Regions from separate parts of the Homo sapiens genome. Here region 2 is linked to region 1. A link is an interaction called in ENCODE POLR2A ChIA-PET data of the cell type or tissue named here. Cell type or tissue: Caco-2. All regions are shown on one strand. Links, peaks and the distances in the headings refer to the core of each region. The heading gives the core; the rest is flanking DNA.

The links. Peaks named below come from ENCODE experiments on the same cell type or tissue, not always from the same donor. Only the 100,000 strongest peaks of a DNase experiment are listed, where the experiment ranks them.
Region 2: POLR2A ChIA-PET joins it to region 1 with 6 read pairs; 6 of 35 experiments call an interaction of 5 or more read pairs at or near these places.

What each region holds. Positions count from the first base shown.
Region 1 is chr17:66,567,823-66,579,329 of GRCh38, forward strand. The region is part of intron 3 of PRKCA (protein kinase C alpha); the gene reads left to right. Among named protein-coding and RNA genes, the nearest start is that of PRKCA-AS1, 160 kb to the left of the region's middle. RefSeq lists an enhancer at 9,738-10,698. In Caco-2, for the core only: no CTCF peak of the experiment used is centred there; no DNase peak of the experiment used is centred there.
Region 2 is chr17:66,409,934-66,421,440 of GRCh38, forward strand. The region is part of intron 2 of PRKCA (protein kinase C alpha); the gene reads left to right. It overlaps PRKCA-AS1 (PRKCA antisense RNA 1), which reads right to left and starts at 6,921. Exons shown (of 4, transcript NR_110822.1): 1 at 6,610-6,921; 2 at 5,037-5,852; 3 at 2,752-2,829. RefSeq lists enhancers at 4,138-4,432, 6,408-6,907. In Caco-2, for the core only: no CTCF peak of the experiment used is centred there; DNase peaks (open chromatin) are centred at 5,618 and 7,538.

The sequences.
Region 1 (11,507 bases), core at 1,756-9,755:
TGAAAATCAGATGGGAAGAAGTCCAAAAATCTGATTCATGCCATGACTGTGATACAACCAAGATCTTCGTGAGCCAGTGGATGGGGAAGAGAGATAATGTACAATATTTCTATGTGTTTCCTGGAAAAATTCTTAAACGGATTATAAAAAGCACTAAGTGTAAAGGAAAATGTTAATACATTGGACTGCATTAAATAATAGACCAGCAGAGGTCTGGCGTGGTGACTCATGCCTGTAATCCCAGAACTTTGGGAGGCTGAGGCAGGCAGATCACTTGAGGTCAGTAGTTCGAGACTGGCCTGGCCAACACGATGAAACCCCATCTCTAGTAAAATTATAAAATTAGCTGGGCATGGTGGCACACACCTGTAATCCCAGCTGCTAGGGAGGCTGAAGCATGAGAATCACTTGAACCCCAAAGGCAGAGGTTGCAGTGAGCTGAGATGGCACCACTGCACTCCAGCCTAGACGACAGAATAAGACTCTGTCTCAAAAAACCCCCAAAAAATAGATGTGCAGAGTCTTTATTTGTGGTAGAGGTTAGTGTTTTCCCCACTACATTTTCCACCAGCTTGTTCTGGGAGCTGCTTTTGGGTGCTGGTGAGGAGTAATTCGTGGTTTAGGAAGCTTGAGTGCGGGTGCTGGGTCCTCTGCTTGTTGCTCAGCAGGGTACTGGAGGCCAGGAAGGCTGGCGCTGCAGAAATCTGTCTTCAGTGCACTTACTGCTGTTGCCATGGACAGCTCATTCGTATAGCTGGTGTGGAGCTAATGAAGTAGGGATGTTTTTAAAATGAAATTTTAAAAATGGGGTTTGAGAAGTACATAAACAGTTCATTGTGGCATAAAATGACATTATAATCATTTAATTTTGAGATGATTTAAAAATCATTTCCTCATGTTCCATGTTCTACAGCTTACCAGTCAGGAAAAAGGATAATTTTGTGGGACTCAATGAAGTGATGAAATTGAGAACAAAGCCTTTCATCTTTGGACTTACACTTCCATGTTCCTAAAAGAGTTAGGCAGGGATATGTAGGTAAATCAAAGACTGGAAACGTAGGGTCTTTGGAAACTTTTTTCTGGGTCATCTTTTTAGTCTTAAAGCTAAGCCTTCAGTTGCCAAGCAGTGGTTTTTTTAATGAATGAGGCTGGTCAATAGGATATCTATATTTTAAAAACCTCAACCACAAGTAACACCCTACACAAAAACCAATTACAGATAGATAGTAGACCTAATTGTAAAACAATAAATGTTCTAGAAAATGACAGAGAACATGTTTATGAAGTTGAGGTACAAAATAATTTTGTAAACAGGATCTAAATAGAACTAACCCTAAAGGAAAAGATTAATCAGGCATTTTTGTTAATTGAAACATCAAAGAATGAAAGGTAGACTGGTATTGGGGGAAGATATTTGCTACACTTATACCTGTTAAAGGGCTTGTGTCCTGAATTTAAAAAAAAGGTCAGGTGCGGTGGCTCACACCTGTAATCCCAGCACTTTGGAGGCCGAGGCAGGCGGGGATCGCCTGAGGTCAGGCGTTCAAGACAGCCTGGCCAACATGGTGAAACTCTGTCTCTACTAAAAATACAAAAATTAGCCAGGCATGGTGGCAGGCACCTGTAATCCCAGCTACCTGGGAGGCTGAGACAGGAGAATCGCTTGAACCCAGGAGGTGGAGGTTGCAGTGAGCTGAGACCATGCCACTGCACTCCAGCCTGAGCAAGAAGAGTGAAACTCCATCTCAAAAAAAAAGAAAACCTCCTCCTACAGATCAGTAAGAAAGACAATCCAGTAGAAAAATGGGGAGGAGATTTGTAAACTTCATGAAAGAGGATATAAAAATGGACAATAAACATAAAGTGTTCAACCTGGGTCATCAGGGGAATGCAAATTAAAACTGCAATGGGATGTCACCAGCAGTCGTAAGAAAGAATAAAATGAAAAAGACCACAGTACTAAGTGTTGGTGAGGACATGCTCCTGGTATGCAAATTGCTATAACCACTTTAGAAAACTGTCAGTATTGACTAAAGCTGAATACACACTCCTGTCAGACAGCAATTCTTCTCGTAGGTGGATCCCCAAAAGAAACATGCATGTGTACCCCAAAAGTCATGCCCAAAATGTTCACAGAAGTATTATTCATAATTGCCTTAACCTGGAAACAACTCAGATGTTCCTCACATGTAGAATGGATTTTTTTGTATAATCCTATCATGGGGTACTGTGCAGCCCTGAATGAAAAACCTGTTATGTGCAACAAAAGTGTGATGTCTTGCAGACATAACACTGAGAGAAAGAACCCAGGCACAGAATTGTTTTCTGTATATAAAACTCAAAAAGAGGCAACACTCATCTCTAGTGCCTAGGGGTCAAGGTAACCACATCTTGCTGGGGAGAAGAGTGACTAGAACAGGCACAAGGGGACTTCTGGGGCTCTCGTTCCATTCTGACGATGGACGGGTTTGTGGATACACAGGCGAGATTATGTTGTGAGAATCCATCAGGCTGCATATTATGACTTGTGCATGTAAAACATGTATGCTACACCTATTAAAACGTGTTTGTTTTAGAAATGCCTTCAGTATGTACAGCTATGATAGATCAACAGAAAAAATAAAACACTTTAAAATTTCTTTAAAAATTTTTAAAAAGCAGTGCCTTCAAACACCCAGGCTATTGTGCAGCGTGTTGCTACTGTCTGTGATGCCTGCGAGGCATGGGTGAGAGGAGGAGGCGGTGCCAGTGAGTAGAGTGAGATCGTGATATTGCTAAATCACTTTCTTAGGGTGTGAAAGACTCTGCTTTAGCTCTTTTTCGGGCTTTTCTGCCATGCCTTACTAGTTTTGGCAGTTTTCCTATTAAAATTATATGTAATGTCTTGATATAACTGTGCTCGTCTGGAGCTGTGTATTTAAATAGCTGTAAACTTCTCAACCCAAATTGTGGGAATTAAATTTCCATTAGCAGATTGGCAGCATAATCTGGTGGGATGTTCTCTGGGCCCAAAGCCAAGAGCCCTGGGTTCTAGTTACAGCTTCTAGTCCTGACCTGGAGCATGTCACTCAGCCATCCTCCGTGGGTACCTCCTCCTGAAAATAATATTAAATCTACATATGGAAATCACATCCACCCACCTCTAAGGTTGCTGTGAAGGTAAGGGAAGGTAATATCTGTGAGCACTGTTTGCAAATTGCAACTGCAGAGTCATAAATCTGTTTGCATAAACCACACATTCCAGAGGGGTTCTAATCGTGTTTACATATACTTCTTAAATTTCGTACTAAATGTCTGTAGATATGAAGATGTGAAAACAAAAGCTCAGTGAGAAAGTAACCAACAGAATGGAGGAATTCTGGAGAAGTCCTAACATGTAGTGTTTTCCCATTCCTAATCCCTATCATCTTGTGGCATTGCGTGTACTTATTTCTGTGTTTTCACATTATTAACTGACCATTTTGGATGGTTGAATATACAGGAGAGGTGCTGGTTCAGGAAATAATTGTTTTTTTTTAATCCATATTTCAAAAGTAATTCTTGTCGGTATATACAAATATGTTTAAGTTTTATTATTTGCCTTTTAACAAATTACAACATGCCACATTAGGAATAAGTTTGACACACCTTAATCATTTTAAGTCTTATTATCACTAAAATTTGCAGCATTCTCCTTCATGGAAGAAAAAGTTAATTTGGTGGAACCTTTAGTCAAATTAATTGGTCAGAAGAAATACTGTATACTTAACTGAAAGAGGGAAAAAAACCCCATGTTTTAATGAACTTAAATTTAATTGAACAACCTTCCTCAATCAATGTTTTAGAAATTGTTTTTCTCAGGAAACAAACTATTGACCTAGGCAAGTGGTTTAAAAACTTTTGTTTGACGGTAGACATATACTTTTGCAAATAAAACCTTCCACGGAACCTGAGTCCGTAGAGCAGATAAAAGACCACTCTGAAGCAGGGGTAGGAGTGGAGAAGGTAGAAAAATGGGTGGTAGATCTTACCACTGAGTGTTTTGCTTTTGAAATACGAAGCCTGTTGGATGCCATGGAAAGCCAGATAACTATTACTCTGTATGATAGTGCAGGGAACGTTCTGTGTGTGGTTGTGTTATGTTGACATTCCATCCAGTGTGCCACTCCGTATAATTCCGTCTGACGTGCCACTCCATATAATTGGGATGCTGTCTGTTCACTTAGCTGATAGAGGTGGGATTCAGAGACTGTGGTGTCTGTGATGCTGTGATCCTAGACATGGTAAGTGCGTAATACCTCTAGATGCTGATAGATTAAGCTATGATTGAATTTATAGTTTCCAGAATGAATATTGTACTTTGAGAGGCTATAAAGAATATCAGGCTGGGCATGGTGGCGCACGCCTGTAATCCCAGCACTTTGGGAGACAGAGGTGGGCGGATCACCTGAGGTCAGGAGTTCGAGACCAGCCTGCCCAACATGGCAAAACCCCATCTCTACTAAAAGTACAAAAATTAGCCAGGCGTGGTGGTGGGCACCTGTAATCCCAGCTACTCAGGAGGCTGAGGCAGGAGAATAGCTTGAACCCGGGAGCAAGAGGTTACAGTGAACCAAGATTGCACCATGACACTCCAGTCTGGGCCACAGAGCAAGGCTCCATCTCAGGGGGAGGAAAAAAAAAAGAATATCAGTAACTGAGAAAATACGCAAGATGAACCACCTTTCCAGAAATGTTCCAGTTAGTCAAATTATCCTGGTAACCCACAGCTCACTGCAGCCTTAATCTCCTGGGCTCAAAAGATCCTCCCACCTCAGCCTCCCAACTAACTGGGACCATAGGTGCACAACACCATGCCTGGCTTTTTGATTTTTTTGTAGAGATGGGCTCTTGCCACATTACCCAGGCTGGTCTCAAACTTCTGGGCTCAAGCAGTCCTCCTGCCTTGGCCTCCTAAAGTCCTGGGTCATGAGCCACCCCACCTGGCCCTGAGGCTTTTCTGACTAAAATATTTTAAAATGTTATATATTTTTAAAACTAGTTTTTGCTATAGTATGAGATGAATATCTGTCCCCTTTTGAGTAAATTTCAATTAAAAAATACAGAGTCCTGTAATTCAGTGATAAGGGAGCTGGGGAGGCCCTTACTTTCAAACCTGAAGAATTACATCTGCTTCCCAAGAACTGCTTTCTTGGGAACTTTTAAAAGTATGTATTTGTTTTTGTGAGTTTGTAAGAGCTGCGTTCTGTCTACAGAGGAACTTGTTAATGAATCCCTCCTCTTATGATATTTTATATAGAAATGCTTGGTTTGTGGGTTGCGCCCATGACATACACTCTGGGAAATAAGAAAATTATAGACAAACCAAAATAGAAAGCAGCTCCTCTCTCAAGGTGAGTTCAGCAGTTGTCAGTGGATAAAAGGACCTTGTAATGAGCAGCTAAGCCCACACTCCTGAAATGCCTTTTCATTGCAAGAGTGAAAACGAGAGATAAAGGAGGTTTTTTCCTGAGTAATTCTAGCTTGCCTAGCACGCTATGAGCAACAGATAGAGGCCAACTTTAAAATCTCCATGACTGAATTATACCACCAAAACTTGTGATCAGTTCGTTTTCTGCTGAAATCAGGAATACATGGGTCATTAATATCAAGTAGAATAGAAAAGAGAAAAGCAGTACCTAAACGCAACCATCTTTTTTATCCTCAGTTGGAAAAGTGTCTGTTTTCTTCTAATTATAAAGATGCTGCATGCTCATTACAGGAAGTTCTAAGAGTATCAAAAAGTGTGAAGAATTAAAGATTAACCAAAATTCTGGGAAAAGATTGTTATAACAATGTTGACAGGCATTTACAACAAAGCATAACATTATTCTTTGACATTATGCTTTGTTGTTGTTTTTAACAAGCTATATCTAGCTTCCTATTATTTTCATTTTGAAGTGCGACATTCACCCATCAGAATATACACTGAACTCATAAAAATATTCCATGTTTCAAAAGATGAAATACAACCTTTAAATAAACACCTAGAAAAATGGCCTCCCTGGGCACAGGGGTGCATGCCTGTAGTCCCAGCTCCTCGGGAGGCTGAGACTGGAGGATCACTTGAGGCCAAAGAGTTTGAAACCAGCCTGGGTTTAACACAGACCCCCATCTCTAAAAAATGAATTTATTTTAAAATTTTTTATATGGCCCGAAGGGTATTAAAGACAACAATGTAAAACAAGATCCTGCTTATTAAGTTAATGAAATCACAACACCCAGGGTTGACAAGGGAGCCAAAAATGGCAGTCTTTTTCTGTCTTATGGCCTATACGTTGATATGGTATATTTGGAAATGAATTTGGTGATATGTATCAATAAGCTTTACTGTTTATAATCTTGATCTGAGAACTTCATTTTTATATTTATTTGCCTAAAGAAAGACTATATTTATAAGGGTGTTTGTGTTGAAATGGTCATTCCAGTGGAAATGGCCTACATGGAATGGGCTGTACCTCAGCTGGACTTCAATTCAAATGGCTGTCTGCCAGCTCCGAGCCTTGGACAAGTCACTTAACCTCTAACCCTCAGTCAGTCTCTATATTTTTAAATGGGGACGACAATAATCCCTGTCTCAGAGTGTTTTTATGAAGATTACAATGTAATTTAATATGCAAAGCACTTAGAACCCTGTCTAGCACGGAGAAACAGCGCAGTTGTCACCCCTTCTCTGCAGGGGATACATTCCAGGGACCCCCGTGGAAGCCTAAAACTCCAATAGTGTCAACTCTGTATAAGCAGGTTGATTATCCCTAATCTGAAAATTTGAAATGTTCTAAAAACCAAAACTCAGCGGTGAAAGGAAATCCCCACTGGAGCATTTCGGATTTTCAGATTGAGGCATTTAACCAGTTAGCATGAAACAGATATTCCAAAATCAAAAAAAAAAAAAAAATCCTAAATTCCAAGCACTTCTGGTCCCAAGCATTTTGGCTAAGGGATACCCAACCTGTACTATGTTTCTTATGCATTAATATGTCTGATCCATTTATAAATTAGGCACAGTAAGAGATTAACAACAATAATAAAATAGAACAATTCTAACAATATACTGTAGTAAAAGTTATGTGAATGGGGTCTCTCCCTCTCTGAAAATATCATACTGTTGATGTTAGCAATCTGGGCATATGAAATTTCACTTATCGGGAATTTTCACCTTTTCACTTAAAGTAATTTCCAGCTTCTCTTTGACATATCTGAATTGCCGGTGTCACCACTCTGGTACTTTAGGGCCATTATGAAGTAAAATAAGGATTCCTTCAGTTCAAGCCCTGTGATACCTCAACAGTTTATCTATAACCGATGGCTACGAAGAGACTAAGAGGCGGTAGCAGCATCTACAGAAGGGGTCTGCTGGACAAAGGGATGATTCGCATCCCAGATGATATAGTGGGATGGTATGAGATTTCATCACACTATTCAGGATTGTGTGTAATTTAAAACTTACAAATTGGGCCAGGTGTGGTAGCTCATGCCTGTGATCCCAGCATTTTGGGAGGCCGCGGTGGGCGGATCACCTGAGGTCAAGAGTTCTAGACCAGCATGGCCAACATGGGTGAAACCCCATCTCTACTAAAAATACAAAAATTAGCTGAGCATGGTGGCGCACACCTGTAATCCCAGCTACTCGGGAGGCTGAGGCAGGAGAATCACTTGAACCCGGGAGGCGGAGGTTGCAGTGAGCCGAGATCGCATCCTTGCACTCCAGCCTGGGTGACAAGAGCGAAACTGTCTTAAAAAAATAAAGTTGTTTATTTCTGGAATTTTCCTTTTAATATATTCAGACTGAGGCTGACCACAGGTAATTGAAACTGGAAAACAAAACCACACATACAGGGATTACTTGGAAACATTGCCTGTTACCACCTTATGCATTGGTGTGAGGCTTGAATGGAGTAACACCTGAGGGCAGTGTCTGGATAGAGTAAACCAGCATTCCATGTTAGATGATATTCTTAGTGTTAGTATTAGTACATAAAACTTAGAAACAGGACCGGGCACGTGGCTCATGCCTGTAATCCCAGCACTTTGGGAGGCCAAGGTGGGTGGATCATGAGGTCAGGAGTTTGAGACCAGCCTAACCAACATGGTGAAACCCCATCTCTACTAAAAATACAAAAATTAGCCAGGTGTGGTGATGCATGCCTGTAATCCCAGCTACTCCGGAGGCTGAGGCAGGAGAAGTGCTTGAACCTGGGAGGTGGAGGTTGCAGTGAGCCGAGATTGTGCCACTGCACTCCAGCCTGGGCGACACACCCAGACTCCATCTCAAACAAAAACTTAGAAACAAATATTCATCTAATAACTGGAGGAAAAGCAAAATAAATTTCAGATGGAGGCTGTGCTATGAAGACTGTCACAGTTGGTTACAACACAGTGTTCATTGTAAGGATACCAAATTTCATGTGCGCGGTTGCTCTACCAAAGGATATGTGCATGGGAAGATGAAGTAAAAGGAGATGTATTCCACAGGTATAGTACCAGCTTCCATGGTGCCTGGCAAAGCATAAAGAAGCTTGGGTTTTGGCCTCTTGAAATTAATTTAAAGCATGAGATGGGCTTAAGCCCATACTATAGAGACCATTAAGATGCAGGAAGAGCTTGATAATTCTGGACCAGTCTATAATTTGAAATAAATGTATTTTGAAGGGCCAAAGCCAGTGGCTCTTTACTGCAGCATGTAATTTGATTCCTATTGGTTTTTGCAAGGTGCTTGAGGACTTTTTTCATGCTGAAATTTCATTTCTGCTGTTCGCAGGACAAGAGAAATTTGATACCCATGTACGACTTGACCAGGCTTGAAATTTCACTTTATTTGATGGTTCGGCTAGTCATATATAAATTAGTGGGTTCAGGCTTCAGTAGGGAACACACACAGAGCCAGCAGCTGTGGCCTGTTCCTGTCTCCTGAGTGAGGAGCATTCACGATGTTCTTTTCACTTAGAGAGGGCTTAGGGAAGATTTATGTGTTCGCTGTCTCTCATTTCTGTTCTCAAACCCTTGTTTTCTCCGTGGAAAATGGTGATGTACTTTTTTTTTTTTTTTTTTTGAGACAGGGTCTTGCTCTTTAACCCAGGCTGGAGTCCAGTGGTGCGATCTTGGCTCACTGCAGCCTCCACCTCCCGGGCTCAGGTGATCCTCCCACCCCAGCCTCCCAAGTAGCTGGCACTGCAGACGATGCACCACCAGCTAAGTTTTGTATTTTTGGTAGAGACGGGGTTTGGCCATGTTGCCCAGGCTGGTCTTGAACTTCTGGGCTGAAGCGATCTGCCTGCCTCTGCCTCTCAGAGTGCTGGGATTACAGGTATGAGCCACCGTGCCTGGCCCTGTGATGCACTTTTAATCACAGCGGTATTTGGTCAAAGGATGGCAGAATAACTAGGCTTGTGGGCTAGGGAGCATCCAGGAGGGACACCTGGTCTTCCGTGAGAGTCCGGCGATGGGGATCTTTGCATCCCTCTCTCACATTGGTCAAGGCCTCATTTCTACTCCTGATGTCTACTCCTGATTTGGGCCTGAGAGGTGCGAGCTCCCTTTCCAGAGTAGAATAAGCAGATGGTGATTCTGAGCAATGTGGGATGTGGACTGCAGCCTGGGCAAGGGAGTCCCTTGAGATGAGTCCTCCATAGCAGCCAGGATGCCACCCTGACTTCTGGCTCTCCTGACTCAGTCCACTTTTAGTCTCTTTTTCTGCAGGCCATGAAATAGCTCAGCCCCTGGCCTGCTTCAGACCTAGAGCTCAGCCAGCCTGCACTTCGGCTCTGGTTACGTCTTGGAGATCTGCTCTGTTTCTAGCCCAGGGAGGTGCGTAGTTTATATGGAAGTGAACTATATCTTTTTAAAAATACATTTCCTTCTTTTCTTTTTTATTGCGTCCATGTATTTAGAGCTAAAGGAGAGGTCCACAGCATGAGTTTATACTTCACCTTAGCCAGAAGTCCCTGCCACATTTATCCTTAGATCAGAGAATGACACTGGAGTGAGGACGGGGTAGTGGGGGGTAGGGAGTGGGGTGCTGCCCTAGCCTGTTCCCAGATGCTGCATAAGTCATCGTTTTCAATCCTGCATGCTTAGCTTCCGACCCCTGTCACCCTGCCACCCCCTCAGAAGCTGCCGCACACCTGCTCTGTGCCATGGACCAGCCAGAGTGCAGGGTTTGTGTCATGCGCCCCCTCCACCCCGTGAGCTCTTTCTTTAACCTTTCTCCTGCAACTCCTCCTCAGCCCCCTTTGAAATGCCAAATTCAGAAGCTGTGTTTCCCTTCCTCAGCCAGCTAACGAGAGACTGAATTTAAAACAAAACAAAACAAAACAAAACAGCCCTCATTGTCTCCCTTTGATATTTGCCTTTCATCTCGTCTGTCCCAGGGTCGGGGCATCCACCTAGGCCAGCACTCTGGAAAGACGCCTCACCTGCAGCAGGTAGAGCCCAGCAAGTCGGTCCAGGCTTCCGCACATGGTCATGTCCCCATGGGTTTGTCCACATGGGTTTGTTTGTCCTTGGAAACCCTTCAGCTCCAGGGAGCCTGAAGTCCTTGGCGAAGGATAAAGTGGAAGGGGAATGCAGCATGAGGGAGTCTTTCTGTTCATATTCACCACCTGAAAATTACAATGGTTCAAGCAGTGCACCTTCTAGACGAGGTGGTCTCAGCAAGCCTTAAAACCATCTGGTCAACAAGAGCAAAACATGTATAAGGCCATGAATGTACCTGGGGCTGGTTTGGTTTGGTTTGCACAAACCACCCCCTCCTCTGAGTGATGTATAAATAAGAAAGTAAACCCATCTCCCTGCCAAGTCATTCTAAAGAAGTAGCCCTGTCTTGGATGCCCATGTTTGTCTTCCACACCCTTTAGTGTAGAAGACATCAGGGCCCACCTCTGCATCCTGGGCCTGTGGTTCCTGTCCTCTTCATCCAGATCTGTGACTGTCGTGATAGTGTCCTAACTGACCGCCTGTCTCTCTGGTCTTGTGCCTCCTCCCAGCCGTCCTCGGGCCCCCTTGCACTGTGGATCACGTCCCCATGCCGACACTCATCTGTTTCGACCTGTGGGTGGCTCCCCGCGCAGCTCGCCAGGCAGGCCTCTGTGAACTGACTCTGAGAGTGCTCTCTGGCCCCACCGTTGCTTCTCACCTCTGCACTTGCAAGAGGCTACTTGTGCTTCTGTGCAGGCTGTGGCCTCTTGGGGCTCCCTGCATCTGTGGTGGCTGCTGCTTTCTGCTCGGAGCATGTGCACATGTGCGTTCCCTAGTCAGTACACAGTCAGCCCCTGCTGTGGCGCTGGCACACAGCAGAGAGCAAGAGAAGTGGCTTTGCCCCCCATTGAACAGACAGAGTAGTAGGGAAGACAGACATCAAGCTAGTCATCACGACCATAATTACGTAATTACCCTTTGTGACAAGAGCTGTGAAGTGGCAGGAAGGAAGCAGACCAGGGTCAAGGATGGCCTTCCTGTGGTGTGATGTGTAAGCTGGAATTTGGGTAGGA
Region 2 (11,507 bases), core at 1,286-9,285, 160 kb before region 1:
AATAAAAGAGAAGAAATCAGACTCAGTTAGTAGATCGTGCTGGTCTGTCATCATCTACTTTGTTCACTCGTTCGTTTGTGTGTTCATTCCTTTGTTCAATAAACAAGTACCAGCTGTTGGCCTCCTAGTGCCAGGTGCTATGCCAGGCTTGGAGTGAAGGTGAGGACTGGTTCAATATCTCCCCAGTCCCTTTCACTAAACTTTATAGCAAATATATTAATGGATTTCTACCTTGGGAATCTCTCTTTAATTTTATAGGTGATACCAACAGAGATTTTTTTTTTTTGATTAATGATTTTTTTGTTTGTGTTTTCATTATTTGGGGATGCTTTTTCCTATTTATATGAGGAATATTTGTACATGATGAATACTGTGAACACTGCAAAAAGATTTCCCATGAATGAACTCACAAATGGAAACTCAGACGTGGCTGGTCTGTGTTGCTTGTCACTGAAAACTGGACTAAGTCATTATAGCTTTTCCTTGTTTGAGGGATCTTTTGCAGTTGCTGAAACTGCTAAATAAACACTTCAATATAAGAAAATTACACCTTAGCTTAAAAAATATTGTTATTTTTGGTTTCTGAGAGCAGTTATATAAATTTCCTTCCAATTCATTGACATTGTTAGGTAGTTGAACTTTTTGTTTGTTTGTTTGTTTGAGACAGAGTCTCACTCTGTTACTCAGGCTGGAGTGTGGTGGCGCGATCTCGGCTCACTGCAACCTCCACCTCCCAGGTTCAAGCGATTCTCCTGCCTCAGCCTCCCGAGTAGCTGGGACTACAGGCATATACCACCACGCCTGGCTAATTTTTGTATTTTTAGTAGAGACAGGGTTTTACCATGTTGGCCAGACTGGTCTCAAACTCCTGACCTCAGGCGATCCGCCCACCTTGGCCTCCCAAAGTGCTGGGATTACAGGCGTGAGCCACCTTGCCCAGCCAGGTAGTTGAACTTTTGAACTTAACCAGTAAATTACTTTTTCATGTGTGCGCTCTACTCTGGACAGGAGTTTGCTTTTGCTTTGCCTTAGAGATGCCCTTACCCACCCACAGAGCCTGAGTGAGCTGATCTGTGCATAGACTTAGTATTTTCCATGTTTGATAATTGTATATATTCTCTGTTAATTCTGTTTTTGTTTTGTTTGTTTTGTTTTGGGGACAGGGTCTTGCCCTGTCGCCCAGGCTGAAGTGCAGTGGTGCAGTCATGGCTCACTGCAGCCTCAACCTCCTGGGCTCAAGCGATCCTCCTACCTTAGCCTCCTAAGTAGTTGAGAGTATAGTTGTGCCCCTGTAGCACCAACATCTGGCTTTTTTTTTTTTTTTTAAGATAGATTCTTTCTATGTTATCCAGGCTGGTCTTGAATTCCTGGGGTCAAAGGATCCTGCCAAAGTGCTGGGATTACAGGCATGAGCCACTGCGCGCAGCCATGCTTGCAAATTCTTAAGTCTTTAAAAACAGCAGTCTTTGGTCTTTTAGACACACTTAGATGTTTTGAGATTATCTGTGTACTTATTGTTTTGTTAAAAAAACAAAAAACCATGAAAACCCATCCTGAAGTTTTAGTTTGCCTGCCCTCTGGGACAGCTATTCTCAAGGCATGGTCTGTGGACTGCCGGGAGTCTACAAGACCAGAGGGTCTTTAAGGCCAAACCACTTTTCATGGTAGTACTTAGATGCTTTTGTTGTTTTCACTGTTGACAGTTGCCCGAATGGTGCAAAAGCAGAGGTGGACGAAACTGCTTGTGTCTTGGTGTGAGTCAAGGCAGTGGCACAGCCACTAGCGGCCGTCCTGATCTTCCCCTCCCACCAAGTGCAGTAATAAAGGAAAAGAGTCAGTTTCACTTGAGAGTGGCCTTGATGAAGCAGTATTAATGTCATTAAACCCTGACTGTGCTGCAGGGATTCTTGTCTGAGCAATGGGCCGCCTACTTTCTGGTAATTTTTGAGAATATTAAAAAAACCTTACTTTTTATTACTTTTTAAAAATATTCTTTGTAATAAAATGAGAAGTATGGATAAAGTGCCTCTGGACACTGAGAGATCATTATTTTTCAGGAAAAAAAATCTTTTTTTTTTTTTTTTGAGTAATGAATGGAACTAGCCACTATTTTCATGGAACATCACTTTTACTTAGTTTAATTAATTAATTTACTTAAGACTGGGTCTTGTTCCATCACCCAGGCTGGAGTGCAGTGGCACGATCACTGCTCACTGCAGCCTTGACTTCCTGAGCTCAGGTGATCCTCCCACCTCAGCCTCCCAAGGCACACACCACCACATCCAGTTGATTTTTGTATTTTTGGGAGAGACAGTGTTTCTCCATATTGGCCAGGCTGGTTTCGAACTCCTGAGCTCAAGTCGTCCACCAGGCTTGGCCTTCTGAAGTGCTGGGATTACAAGCGTGAGCCACTGCACCTGGCCTATTTTTAAAATTTCTATTTATTTATTTACTTTTGCACTTTTACTTAAAAGAGCGACTGACAAATCAGTTTTTCAGACTTGGGCATTTGTCAGACGTTTTCTTTAAAATGAATAAAGTTAAGGTGTCACTTCAAGGGAAATAACCCTGAGTATTTGTCCTGAGCCCCAGGTTTGTGAACATCTGCCCTTGGAAAATGGGAGAGTCCACACTAGGAGCTGCAGGGACCCATTTGCCCCACAAACTTCTGCAGGGGTTTATGTCTGAGCTATGTGCCACCTGCTTTCTGGTGTCCTTCCTTTGTGAATTTCCCAAGCGCTTTTGACTTACTTTAGTAGCGAGATGGCTGTGTTCTGGGTTTGGGTTAGTAGTTTCATGAAGATACACCACCCTTCCTCTTCCTCTGATCTGTAAGAGATAGGAAAAAACCAAAGTGTTTTTCCTATTCTAATCCAGATCACTTCCTCCATGGTCTCTAAAACGTGAGGATTTCTCCACACCAGCAGCCAATCCGTTCCCCAGCAGATACCAGCCATTAGAGATGGGAAGAACCGAGGCGTTCTTCCTACTCTGATGCACCACTCAACACAACACTTCAGATACCAGATATGTGGAGATTCTGCACCCCCCACAACACACACACCAAGCAATTCTCCAGCAGACACCAGCTGTGTAGTTCAGTTCAGTTCTGACGCTGCCCACCTGGCAGTAGTGTCAGATCCCACAAGTTAAGGGCTCAGTCCCAAGAGACTACTGCTTCTCTCCTCAGATGCCAACGTAAATCGCCAGATTGTGACCTGTGCTCCTGACTGACTGTCTCTAACTTTGGCTTCCCATCACCCCTTCTCAGGCTCAGTTCATCTACTAGGGCAGCTCACAGAACTTAGGCAAATACTTATATTTGCTGATTTATTATAAAGGATATTTCAAGGGATACAGATGAACAGCCAGAAGGAAGAGATGCACAGTAGGGCATGTAGGCAGGGGGGTGGAGTATCCATGCCCTTTCCAGATGTGCCAGCCTCCTGGCACCTCAGCAACCAGGAGCTTGTCTGTTATGTAGACATGATTGATTACATCATTGACCATTGGTGATCAATTCAACCCGCAGCCTCTCTCCCTTCCCCAGAGGTCAGAGGGTGGGGTTGAGAGTTTCAGCCTCTAATCAGATGATTTTCCTGGCAACCAGCCACCTACGCATCAGGAGACTATTGAGGAGCCCACCAAGTGTCGCCTCATTAGAACAAAAGAAGCTCCCATTACCCAACAGATTCCAAAAGATTTTGCAGCTCTGTGTCAGACACTCCGGTCTCTCAGGAAATTACAGAGCTCTTATGAGCTCTGTGTTAGGAACTGGGGTCAAAGATTAAGTATCAGGGCTGGGTGTGGTGGTTCACGTCAGTAATCCCAGCATTTTGGGAGGCCAAGGCAGGCAGATCACTAGAGGTCAGGAGTTCGAGGTCAGCCTTGCCAACATGGCAATACCCCGTCTCTACTAAAAATACAAAAATTAGCTGAGCATGGTGGCAGGCACCTGTAATCTCAGCTACTGGGGAGGCTGAGGCAGGAGAATCGCTTGAACCAGGAGGCAGAGGTTGCAGTGAGCCAGGATTGCACCACTGCTCTCCAGTCTGGGTGACAGAGTGAGACTGCATCTCAAAAAAAAAAAAAAAAGATTAAATATGAGAACGAAAGATGCATATAAATAGATAGGGACGTAATTTCCCTATCTATTTATAAGGGTTTCAGGAGCTCTACATCAGGAACTAAATGTATACCAGTGATATGGTTTGGATCTGCATCCCCACCCACATCTCATAGGAATTGTGATCCCCAGTGTTGGAGGTGGGGTTTGGTGAGAGGTGATTAGATCATGGGGGTGGATCCTTCAGGAATGGTTTAGCCCCATCACCTTGGTGCTGTGAGTGAGTTCTCACGAGATCTGGTCGTTTAAAAGTGTGTAGCACCTCCCTGCTCCCTCTTTCTTCCTCCTGCTTCTGCCATGGAAAATGCCTCCCTCCCGCTTTGCCTTCTGCCATGATTGTAAGTTCCCTGAGGCCTCCCCAGAAACGTGTCACCATGCTTCCTGTACGGCCTGTGGAACTGTGAAGCAATTAAACCTCTTTTCTGTATAAATTACCCAGTCTCAGGTATTTCCTTATAGCAATGAGAGAACAGATGAATACAACCAGAGGCCAAATACATATTTCTTATTACACAGCATCATACTTTGCTTCACATGTGTATAACCAAGGATGTTTTTGCTTGTCTTATATGGTATGACCAGCTTGGCAGTGGATCTAACCTTTTAGGACTTTTGCTACTAACTCTGCTTGGTTTCTGTTTGTGTGTGACAATGTGATTCAAGCAGATGTTATAGTCTGGTGAACGCCAGGTGTACTGTACTGGAGAAAATAGAAAAAGTCAGGGGCTGGTTTGATATCTTGTGGTCTTCCTGCATGTACTATATGCCAGGAGACTTACTTCATAGTAAGACATACTATGAAGCCACTAGAAATTGTTTTTAAAGACTAGTTTAGTGACATGATGTTAAGAAGAGTGGCAAGGTACAAATGCCTATAAATAGACCAGAATGAAAATATACTTAAATGTACCTGGAGAAAAAGGCCAGAAGGAAGTGCGCCAACATGATAACGTTTATCTCTCGGTGCTCATAGAATGAGTAGTTTTTTTTTTCTTTATACTCTTCCACATTTTCCAAATTTTCACAAATGGGCTTGGATTACTTTTATAATCAGTAATTTAAATAAACCTTTTAAAAGCACAGCTTGTCTATATTTCATAGTAAAGTCTAGATAATCTCTGCTGACTTTAAATTCAGCAGTATTATATACTTAACTATGATTGAGCTAAAAGATGCTGTCATTGAATTTTTAATTTTGATACGATGTCCATTTAGAAAATAAGTTAGAACCTCCTTTGGACTTTTTCCCTCAGTGAACAGCTTATATCAAATTAGCATGAGGTTGATTCTGAATTGGCTCACACTTGAAGTGAATGTCCTTTGTAATTTTCAAAGTGATCAGTGAGGGATTAGAAGCTTGCTGTAAAGTGGCAGTTTACCTACACTTGCTCAGCTGTAAATTATTAACTTTTGGCCCAAAGGTAGCCCTGGAAGTCCTGAGCTATTCATTCAGGAGCACGGTAGGCAGAGGCCAATGACCTTAAAACCAAACGGCCAGATTTCTAAGCGCAGTCTTAAAGCATTCTTCTTTGTTTCCACAAAGATCAAAGATATCCTTAAATCGATGTTAGAGAAAGCGTTCAAAGAAGTGTTCAGCTTCAAAGAAAAAAAAGTGGTAAGCTTTCTAGCCCTTTCCAGCTCGAAGTGCCCTGGGGTCTGTTGGTTTCTGGGTAGGTTGGGCGATAGGGACTTTGCCTGGTTGCCTTTTTTGCGTCTGCTTCCTCATCTGTGAAATGGGGATAACAACAGTGCCTGCTCAAACTTGTTGGGTGGACTGAATGAATCCGTCCATATAAAATGCCTGGCACATAAGCACTCATCAGCTGTTGTTATAATTAAGGTCAGTCCTTGAAAGGCTTAAAGAAACCTGGGCAGGAGGCTGCTGTAAGTGACAAGCCACCCACACTGTCAGGCTGCATGCATTCCCATTCGTTAGGTGCCTCTTTGGGAATTCTGGATACTGACTGGCACACAGTGGGCATTCTGTAAATGGTGGTTAAATGGATGAATGAACCGGTAAGACCCCCTCCCTCACTATGGGTTTCTCTTACTCATCTGTAACTAATTCCAAAGTCTACCATCATGAAAGAGCCTGCACTGTTGTCACCTGCCTCTACTGAGGTGGCTGATAGACTAGCTGCTGCTGGTGTCTATCACACAGGCTACAGGTCCTGGACCCCTGCAGGATGGGCAACCACCATCCTGACTGGCTGAGAGTGGACACCCAGGAAAAGATGGGTGTGGGCCATGCAGAAAGCTGCAGCGGAATGGCATTAGTGCAACTCCACGTGTGTGCCCGACGTGCTGGAACAGGGAGAGGGAAGCAGAGGCAGCGTAGTGTCAGAAGCGTACACAGGCAGAGGTGGCTAGGGGAGTGGGGAGCATCCATGTGGCCGGCAGCTGGGGACTGACAGGCACAGCTGGATCCTCTCCCACCGTGTAGCCACCTGCCCAAACTCCACTAAGCCTTTTCAAGGACTGACCTTAATTATAACAGCTGATGAAGCTTATTGTGTGCTGGGCATTTTACATAGATGAGTTCAGTCAATCCACCCAATAGTCTCAAGCGGGTGCTGTTGTTATCCCTAGTTTAGAGATATCAAAGAAGTTGAACAAGCCCCATCACAGGAAAAAGGAGGTGCTGGGATTTGATCCCTGGCAGCCTGACTCTGAAGCCTGTGTAACCTTGTGCTTCCTCCTCCTGCTGGAAACATCCTGTTCCTGTGTGTGGACTGCACACCCCGGGTGCCAGAAACCTCACTGTGGATTGTCTGTCTGAGATCTACCCTGTCCATGTGTCACAGTATTGGAAAAGGTTCTGGAACTCTGGCCTTTGTCTCAAAAAAAGTTGGGGGTGGGTGGGCGGTCTCGCTCTGTCACCTAGGCTGGAGTGCAATGGCGCGATCTCGGCTCACTGCAACCTCCGCCTCCTGGGTTCAAGTGATTCTCCTGCCTCAGTCTCCTGAGCAGCTGGGACTACAGGTGCCCCCTACCACGCCCAGCTAATTTTTGTATTTTTGGTAGAGATGGGGGTTTTGCCATGTTGGCCAGGCTGGTCTCAAACTCCTGAGCTCAAGTGATCCATTTGCCTCGGCCTCCCAAAGTGCTGGAATTACAGGTGTGAGCCACCGTGCCCAGCCTGGCCTTTTTTTTTTTTAATACAATAAAAAGATTAATTGAAAATTATTAAATCCATAGCATAGTTTACTGCAGTTTACCGTATTGTTCAATTTAGGTATAATTACAGATACAGGTGCCCTAATACCACAAAACTGTCTGGCTAGTGTGAACTTTGGTCCCTAAAGATCTGGTGAAATCCCTAGCCAGGTGCAGCAGAGGAATTTGTCTTTGCCTGGATTATCATCTTTGGTTCTTACTGTCCTGTGTTGCCTCTGTGGCCCATCCATTCCTAGGCTGCAAGGATGGCTTCAGGCCATTTCTGCTTGTAGAGACTTGCATTCTCTCTCTGGAATTGCTCTAAGCTTAGATTTTCAGTTGAGCAAACACTCATCACATGTACCTGCAGAGAGCTCCTGCTGTCTCTTTTCTCAGTTGCATACCACCCCAGGTAAGGAGGGTCCCTCTGCCTCCAGTGTCACTGCAAAGCGACAGCTACCTGTTGCCCATTGCCCAGGCTCACGTTTGGTCTTTTGTTTGGCTGCCTCTCAGGTAGTGGAAGGTGAAACACAGGACTTTTCCTGATAGAGATAGTTATTCCTCTGTTGAAATCCAATTTAAATATCGTTCTCTTCATGGCAAAAAAGAGTCCTAGAGTTGCTCAGGCCATTCTTTGGTTCACAGTCCCCAGGATGCATGCAACTGGGATTTTTCTTAAACTACTTACCTCTTTTATTTCTATGGTAACTCCCATGCTAGGAATACAAAACACAAATCTGCACAGCAATGTTGCACACTCTCTGTTTTATTTTCCCCAAATTAGCCATGTTTGAGCGTGGACCTCTTCATGGGCAGTGAGGATCACTCAGCACACATTTCTGTAAACTTTTTGGTGCGCGTGGGTTTTACTGTCTTCTGTTGAAGCTGTGTCCCCCATTTGGAAGGACGTGCAGGTGTGAAGGAAGGACAGTTCTTGCTGAAAAAGATGGGAATGGCTTGCAGATGTCTGTGGATTAAGCAGATCTAAAAGCTATGAGAAAACTGCCTACTTGTGTGTGTGCGCGTATGTGTATAGTAAATGTATATATGCATATATTTTATATTGACATTCTGTAGATATGTTTGAATACAGAAACTTGTTTTTACTCCGACTACTGAATCCAGAAGTACCAAATAATATACAGTAAACAGTAAAACCAAGATTTAAGGTTGTGTCAAAAAGGTACAGTGATTCAGTCATATCCATTTGTCATTTGTTTTAGCCTTTTTTTTTTTTTTGAGATGGAGTCTTGCTCTGTCACCAGGCTGGAGTGCAGTGGCGCGATCTCAGCTCACTGCAACCTCTGCCTCCCGGGCTCAAGCAATTCTCCTGCCTCAGCCTCCTAAGTAGCTGGGACTTACAGGTGCATGTCACCACGCCTGGCTAATTTTTGTATTTTTAGTAGAGACGGGGTTTCACCATATTGGCCAGGGTGGCCTCGATCTCCTGACCTCAAGTGATCTTCCAGCCCCAGCCTCCTAAAGTGCGGGATTATAGGCACGAGCCACTGCTCCCAGCCGGTTTCAGCGTTTTTCTTTGTTTGTTTGTTTTTTAAGAGGGAGTCTCACTCTGTTGCCCAGGCTGGAGTGCAGTGGCGCGATCTCGGCTCACTGCAAGCTCCGCCTTCTGTGTTCACGCCATTCTCCTACCTCAGCCTCCTGTGTAGCTGGGACTACAGGCGCCCACCATCACGCCCGGCTAATTTTTTTTTTTTTTTGTATTTTTAGTAGAGAAGGGGTTTCACCGTGTTAGCCAGTATGGTCTTGATCTCCTGACCTCGTGATCGCCCACCTCAGCCTCCCAAAGTGCTGGGATTACAGGCTTGAGCCACTGCACCTGGCCTCAGCATTTTTTGAGTGTTTTTCTTTCTGCAGTTGATCAGTTGGATCCTCCATATCTTGCGTATATACATGGGCTCAATTATTATGTTAGGATAATCAAATAAGAATACTAGTTCAATGATTAGCACTGAGTGGTTGTTAGGCAGTCATGTGCTCAACACTGATGTCACCTCTTTCTGTAAGCATACTGAGTAGAGACATTTTTTAGGTTTAAATTGACTTAAATGAAAGTGAATAAAAAGGCCTTTTCAAAAGAATGGGTTTGAAAAACCTCAGTACCCTTTAATACATGTACATTTCTTTCCTTTCTTCATTTAATATAACATGTGTCTGTTGTAACTGTGTTTCTTAAATGTTATTTTAAGGTTATATGTTCTTTAATTATGGTCAAATATAATTTGGTCACCAAAAACGAAATAATAGTTTAAAACAAGTAGCTGTTACTAAGGGTGCTAAAAATACTCATTTTATAATTAATTTTTAAAGTTTTCTTAGTATATTATAAATTGTGCCCTGGTCAAGTACAAATGTACACATCAAAATGCCCATATTGTATCTGTCTTTAGTCACTTGATGTGAATTATATGTGAATTTTTTTTGGTTCAAAGTTTTACTAACCAGAATTAAACACTCCGCATGAGAAAAACGGCACAACACAATCTTGAGGTCCCTTCTGAATCATCAGATTATATTATGCTTCATATGTTAAAGAAAAAAGAAACCTGCCTACTTTATTAAACTTACAAGTTTAATAGAGTCTTGGAGATTGATGTCTTGGGGCATGATTGGGAAAGTCTCCAAGGCATAGGTCCATCCATGTATTTCTTCATTTATTGACATCTTGTGCCCAGCACTTACTGAGCCACAGCAATGTGTAGTAAACATAATGCGTCCTCAGTCAGTGTTTGTTGAAGGGGTAAACAAACCCCATTCTGGGTTGTGTTCTTTTTTTTTTTTTTTTTTTTTTAAATATGAGACGGAGTCTTGCTCTGTCACCAGGCTGGAATACAGTGGCGCAATCTCGGCTCACTGCAGCCTCCGCCTCCTGAGTTCAAGCGATTCCCCTGCCTCAGCCTCCCAAGTAGCTGGGACTGCAGAAGTATGCCACCACGCCCGGCTAATTTTGTATTTTTAGTAGAGACGGAGTTTCACCATGTTGGCCAGGATGGTCTTGATCTCCTGACCTGGTGATCCACCTGCCTTGGCCTCCCAAAGTGCTAGGATGACAGGCGTGAACCACCACACCTGGCCAGGGGACATGTTCTTAAAGTTTATGAAGCATCAGCTTTGTCTAAGCTTTAGTCAAGAGTCAGAACTAATACAGATGGTCCCAACTTAGCATGGTTTGGCTTAAGATTTTTCAACTTCATGACGGTGTAAAAGTGATAGAAATTCAGTAGAAATTGTACTTCAAGTACCTGTACGACCATTCTGTTTTTCATTTTTCAGCACAGCATTCAGTAAATACACAAGATACTTAACATTTTATTATCAAATAGGCTTTGCATGAGATGATTTTACCCAACTGTAGGCTCATGTAAGTGTTCTGTGGACGGTTAAGGTAGGCTCGGCTACGATATGGTGTTAGGTGTATTAAATGCACGACAATACTTTCAATATATGGTGGTTTTTCGGGATGTAACCCATTCTAGGTTGAGGAGCATGGAGCATTTGTAGTCAGAGGGAAGAAAAGACATTTGGAGGATTTTGACTGGCGATTTTTATCATTTTGAGACCAGTTTTGGACTAAGAAGACAGTCAAATCAATGTTCTCTTTTGGCCTGAAGTTTTGGAATTCAGTGATGTCGTTGTCCCCTGCATTCCCCTCCTTTGTGGAATTTCAAAACCCCCTTCACATAATGAGAGAAATTAACCCTGAAGAAAGAAAGGACTGGAATTTCTACTAGCTTGTTGATAATGCATTATTGTTATGCTGTCATGGGAAACCTGTCTTCCTAGGTTCTAAATTGGTGGATGACTGTCTGGTGACGGAGTCCAAGCGTCATTGCACAATGAAGATGAAAAACGCATGTTGGATGGCTACTCCAGTGAAGTTGAAAAATGCTTGCCTGATAAAATGCTTGCCTGATGGCTACTCCAGTTGGGCACATGCATACTGCCTTCTGCTTTTGCTCAGGAGGAAGATAAGTGAAACTAAAGGATTTTGGTTGAGTAATTTAGAGAGAGAGTAAAAAGATTTTGGTGTTTGTCATGGGAGTTCACAGGCTCTTCTAATGGAACAGAGAACTGCTTTAGGGGCCAGTTTCAGGTTTTTGCCTTTCTGGAAGGAAGGGGCAGTCCCTTTTCCCTTTGACCACTTACCTCTATTGTCAGTTTGTGTAATTATGTCAGAACTCAGCCACAGCCTCTGTTTTTTTTTTTT